Regions from separate parts of the Homo sapiens genome. Here region 2 is linked to region 1. A link is an interaction called in ENCODE POLR2A ChIA-PET data of the cell type or tissue named here. Cell type or tissue: Caco-2. All regions are shown on one strand. Each heading gives the region's core, and the rest is flanking DNA. Links, peaks and the distances in the headings are about the cores only.

What was found. ChIA-PET counts read pairs that join two places held together with the same protein. Peaks named below come from ENCODE experiments on the same cell type or tissue, not always from the same donor. Only the 100,000 strongest peaks of a DNase experiment are listed, where the experiment ranks them.
Region 2: POLR2A ChIA-PET joins it to region 1 with 17 read pairs; 4 of 35 experiments call an interaction of 5 or more read pairs at or near these places.

Annotation. Positions count from the first base shown.
Region 1 is chr9:94,668,138-94,671,052 of GRCh38, reverse strand. No RefSeq gene overlaps it. Among named protein-coding and RNA genes, the nearest start is that of FBP1, 30 kb to the right of the region's middle. RefSeq lists a silencer at 1,532-1,826 and an enhancer at 1,814-1,953. In Caco-2, for the core only: a CTCF peak has its summit at 2,023 (motif pointing left); DNase peaks (open chromatin) are centred at 1,492 and 2,012; H3K4me3 peaks cover 1,123 bases.
Region 2 is chr9:94,891,688-94,894,602 of GRCh38, reverse strand. The region is part of intron 5 of AOPEP (aminopeptidase O (putative)); the gene reads right to left. Among named protein-coding and RNA genes, the nearest start is that of AOPEP-AS1, 52 kb to the left of the region's middle. In Caco-2, for the core only: no CTCF peak of the experiment used is centred there; no DNase peak of the experiment used is centred there.

The DNA.
Region 1 (2,915 bases), core at 117-2,616:
CATGCCCGGCCATTGGCTAATTTTTTGTATTTTCAGTAGAGATGGGGTTTCACTGTGTTAACCAGGAGGGTCTTGATCTCCTGACCTCGTTATCCGCCTGCCTCGGCCACCTAAAGTGCTGGGAGTACAGGTGTGAGCCACCATGCCCGGCCAAGACTCACATTTCTTTTGTTAAATTTATTCAATATCTCATTCTTTTGGATGTTATTGTTAATTGAATTGGATTGTTTTCTTAATTTCTTTCCTTTTTTGTTTTCTTTGTTTTTTTTTGGTGAGACGGAGATTTACTCTTGTTGCCCAGGCTGCAGTGCAATGGCGCGATCTCGGCTCACCACATCCTCCGCCTCCCAGGTTCAAGCGATTTCCTGCCTCAGCCTCCTGAGTAGCTGGGATTACAGGCATGTGTCACCATGCCCGGCTGATTTTGTATTTTTAGTAGAGATGGGGTTTCACCGTGTTGCCCAGGCTGATCTCGAACTCCTGACTTCAGCTGATCCGCCCGCCTCAGCCTCCCAAAGTGCTGGGATTACAGGCGTGAACCACCGCGCCCAGCCCCCCATCTCTACTAAAAAATACAAAAAATTAGCTGGGCATGGTGGCAGGCGCCTGTAATCCCAGCTACTCCAGAGGCTGAGGCAGGGGAATCGCTTGAACCCGGGAGTCGGCGGTTGCAGTGCGCCGAGATCGCACCACTGCACTCCAGCCTGGGCGACAGAGCTAGACTCTGCCTCAAAAAAAAAAAAAAAAAAAAAAAATTAGACACAACTCCAGGAAAGCAGGGAAGATCCCAAACTGACTACTAACATGATTCCATGGCTTGGCAGAAGAGAAGCTTAAGAGAAAATTGTTAAAAAAAAAATAAAACCAGAACAATTAGTCAAGAAAAAGAAATAAAGGGAACCCAGATTGGTAAGGAAGAAGCAAAATTCTTTGCATCTGCAGATGACATGGTTTTGTATATAGAAAATCCAAAGAACACACAAAGACAAACCAAAAAAACCTATTAGAGCTAGTAACAAGTACAAGTTTGCAGGATACAGGATCAATATACAAAAACCAATTACATTTCTATTGGAGTAGAGACGAGATTGCACCACTGCACTCCAGCCTGGGCAACAGAGCGAGACTCTTGTCTCCAAAAAAAAAAAAAAAAAAAAAGCACTTTGGGAGGCCGAGGAGGGCAGATCACAAAGTTAGGAGATCGAGACCATCCTGGCTAACACAGTGAAACCCCGTCTCTACTGAAAATACAAAAACAAAAACAAAAAAATTAGCCGGGCGAGGTGGCGGGCGCCTGTAGTCCCAGCTACTCGGGAGGCTGACGCGGGAGAATGGCGTGAGCCCGGGGGGCGGAGCTTGCAGTGAGCCGAGACTGCGGCACTGCACCCTAGCCTGGGCGACAGAGAGAGACTCCATCTCAAAAAAAAAAAAAAAAAAAAAAGGAAAAAGAAAAAAAAAGTGACAGAAAAAACGCTCTCTGCAGAGGAGAGAGGATTCCGAGTGGATTGCGGGGTTACAGCTGAGTTCAAAAGCTTTTATCAGAAACTCTTATCTCTAGCAGTTTGAGTCACTTCTCTTATCAGTAAAGCTGTCTGTGCAATTCCCCTTCTGTTACGCAGCCGTGGGTATGTCTCTAGGCCATCACGAATTCTGCTTTTCTAGTTTGTATTAACTGTGGGTTTGTTTTAGGTAAGCCCCCTCCCCATCTGTGCAAGTTTCCACCGTATATATGCCTGAAAAAAGGGAAGAAACTTTTTTCCTGGGAGCTCACTAAGTTGCTTATCTGTGCGCAGGTGCAGCCTGAGGTTTTTTGTTTTTTTTTTTCCCCAAGGTTGTTTCATTTTTGCCTGTTGCTGTAACTTTTCAGGCAGGTTGCTTCTGCAGTCTGCATTTTCCCCAACTGATTTTTTCCTTTCCTTCTTCTCACAGTGGCTCTCATCTGGGGTGACTTTGCCTCCCTGGGGATGTTTGGCAATAATATCTGGAGACATTTTGGTTCTCACAACTGGAGGGCCGTGGATGCTACTGGCACCTAGTGGTAGAGCCCAGGGAAGCTGCTAAACATCCTGCACTGAACAGGACATCCCCACAACAAATGAATTATTAGGTCTAACGTCAATAGGGTGGAGGTTGAGAAATCCTGCTATAAATCTCGTTTAAATCCGTGAGGATGTGGGCTTTTGAAATAATAATAAATAATTTTAATTTGATTTTCTGTGGTTATATTGCCATCCCTGGGACATGGAGGCAGAAGGTCTATTTGATTAGGGAAGGGCAGGGAGCAGGAGAAAATATCAAAGAGCATCTCAGTCGAGTACCACACAGCAATGAAAATGAATGAGCCATAGACACACACACCACACAACAACCAGATAACCTTGAACAAAAGAATATACAGCATGCGTTCATGTACATAAAGTTCAAAAACAGGCACAACTACTTTACTGAGGAGATTATAGCTGGACAGTAACACTACCAAGAAAAGCAAGGATATTATTGCCATAAAAGTCAGGGTAATGATTACCTCTGGGTGGCGAGTCAGAAAAAGGATACCAGGAGACTGGCATCATTCCATTCCTTGAACTTTTCATTTTCCTTTAAATAGTGCATTTTGTTTTATGAACTTCTACGTATGTTTCACAATTAAAATATAAAAAAAGGGGGACATTAGTTAACATTCAAAAATCTCATCCTCCTAAAACAGAAAGAGTCCCTAAGTGGAAAAACAGGTGAATTACTTTTCTTTTTTTTCTTTTTTCTTTTTTTTTGAGACAGAGTTTAGCTCTTTCCCCTAGGCTGGAGTGAAGTGGTGCCATCTCGGCTCACTGCAAACTCTGCCCCCTGTGTTCAAGTGATTCTCAAGCCTCAGCCTCCTGAGTACCTGGGATTACAGGCACCCACCACCACGCCGGGAT
Region 2 (2,915 bases), core at 160-2,659, 220 kb before region 1:
AAACTCTGTGGGTCTGGTGTTTTTCCAGGAAAAATTCTTTGCTAACTTTCTTCCATGGGTATTGTTTACTTAGGTTGTCTAATAATTCATTCGGTATCAATTTTTGGTGACTCATATGTTCTTAGAAAATCATTTATTTCAGTCAGATTGTCAAAATTCTTTGCTGAAAAGTTCACAAAGTACTATATATGATTCTTTTAATTTCCTCTGCATCTGTTACTATTTGTCACTTATGATTTCTAATCCTCTGGATTAGTGAGTTTTTCTCTTTCCCCTCTTAATGCAGTTAGCCAATGTTATCTCTGTTTTATTGGTTTTGGCAATAAATCAACTTTTGTATTTGTCAATTCTGGTTTTTCTCTCATATCTTCTAATTAATTCATATCTGCTTTGATCTTTCTTTCTTTTGCATTCTGTAGGTTGATTTTATTGTTGTTTTCTAACCTCAGAAGTGATGTTAGACTATACATTTTTCATCAAGAACAATTTTGGTGGCATTCCATAGATTGAGCTATATATTGTTTTCTAGATATTCTGCATTTTGGGGTTAATTTATTCTTTGACCCAAAAGTTCAGAGAGGTTTTAGTAGAAGAGGGATAAATTGTTCTTCTTTTATTATTTCCTCATTTTATTACCTTACTGCATTGTGACCAAAGATAGTCTTATTTCTACTTTTGAGGAACTGATTGACATTTTTAGCAAGTCTTCCAATGTGATTAATTTCTACAAATGTTCCATGAACTGTCAGTTTATAAAGCAGACAATTACACATTTTACATTTTTCTTTCTAAGAAGAGAATAATGTTATTTCTGTATTATTGGTTTCTTAAGAGAAAGAGACCTGTCTTGTTCATTTTCTAACTCTAACACCTGGTATTGTATTTGGTACATAGCTGTTGTTCAGTAAAGGTAGGCTGAATGAATGAATGCTGTCTGTATTCAATGGGTTTATGTTTCTGAGGTTAACTGGCTCTGGAAAGCCTCTCCTCACACAAGCACAAGACTGACTACTAAATCATTAGTTTTATAGGGATGCATGGCAAAATGAGCCAATAAGAAAGAACAGGATTTGACATGTAGGTTGTTAAAAACCTGGCTTATATACCTCTTTTTCTCAAATGTCTTCTCATTTCCTCATTTTATACTTACCTTTTCAGGCTCGAGTCTGGACTCATCCATGAAACCAGGCCACCTGCCCTTCCTGACCCCTCCTTCACTCCTCCCGTGCCCTCACTGACTAGACTCATTCTGCATGCCATCCAATGGGCCTTACACTGCTACCTGGCTATTTCCTGTGTCTTTATCTTCCCGGTAAAACTATAAGCAACTTGAGTGTCTTATGTTCCCTTCTATCCTATAATGCACCCAAAAGGGTGTTCAATAAATGACTGCTGGAGCAACAAGAGAAAAGCTAAGAGAAAATAATACTCTAGAGTTCAGTTGCCATTCTACCACGTCACAGTCTTGTGACCTTAGTGAAGTAATTTCACACTCTAGGTCTCAGTTTTCTATAAGGGTCTTCTCAAGGCTTAAAAAATGCAATCATTCTGTCATATATTTGATTATACAAAGCAGAGAGAGGCACTATATCAAGAAAATAGCATAAAACATCCAAGTGAGGTAGCTAACCCCTGGAATCCCAGCACTTTGGGAGGCTGAAGTGGGAAGATTGCTTGAGGTCAGGTGTTCAAGACAAGCCTGGGCAACCTAGCAAGAAACAATTAGTCAGGTGACGTGGCCTGTATCTCTAGTCCTACCTACTTGACAGGCTGAGGCAGGAGGATTGCTTGAGCCTAGGAGTTCAAGACTCCAGTGAGCCATTCTGGTACCAATACACTCCAGGCTCAGTGACAGAGCAAGACCCTCCCTCTTTAAAAAATAATAGAAAGAAAAAGAAAACAGCATAAAACATTCTAGTTAGCCAAATGACAACAGGACAATAGCACCTTCACTCTACACAGAAGTCAGCACCTGCTCCATGGTTTCTTTTCTCTTCACCCTCCAAATGAGGCCATCTCACAGAAACTATCCTCAGCCCTCACTCTTCCTTCTTGCTCCACTCAGAGAATTTATGGCTGTCACTAACATGTCTGTCTCTTAATCTGCCCCTTTCTGGGCCTGCTTCTTCCAGCGAGCTCTATGTAGCCAACTTCTGGGTGTTTTGAGTGAACTTGATAGCATAGTGGAGATAGAATCAATGAATCTGACAGCAGATCAATAAAATTTACTCAATTTGAACAACAGTGAGAAAATAGAAAAAAATGAACACTGCTTCAGGGTTCTGTGGGAAAATAATAAAAGATCTAAATTCATATCATAAAGGTCTCAGAAAGAGAGGAGGAAGGGAGTAGATTTGAAAACTTCTCAAGTTTGGCAAAAGACATAAACCTACAGTTTCAAGAAGCTGAGTAAGTCCCAAATAGGATAAACCCAAAGAAACCCATGCCAAGATAAATTAGGATTAAACTTCTGAAAACAAAAGACAAAGAAAAAAAATCTTGAAAACACAGGGAAATTACACATTATCTATAAGTAAATACTAATTTGAAAGACAGTGGTTGTCCCATCTGAAACTATGGAGGCCAAAAGGAAGATGCATAATATTTTTCAAGTGCTGAAAGAAATATCAACCCTAAATCCTTTCAGAAATAATGGGGAAATAAAGACATTCTAAGATAAAGGATTAAGAGAAATTGTTGCTAGCAGACCCACCTTTAAAGAATAGTTAAAGGAAGCTCTTCTTAACAAAAAGGAAATAATAACAGAAGAAGGTTGGGACATTCAGAAAGGAAAGAAGAAAAGAATGAGTAAAAATGTAATAGCCTATTCTTCACCTTATGGGTTTTAAAAATCTTATTTTATGGTTGAACAAAAGTTATAACACTACCTAATATGACACACAATGTATCTAGAG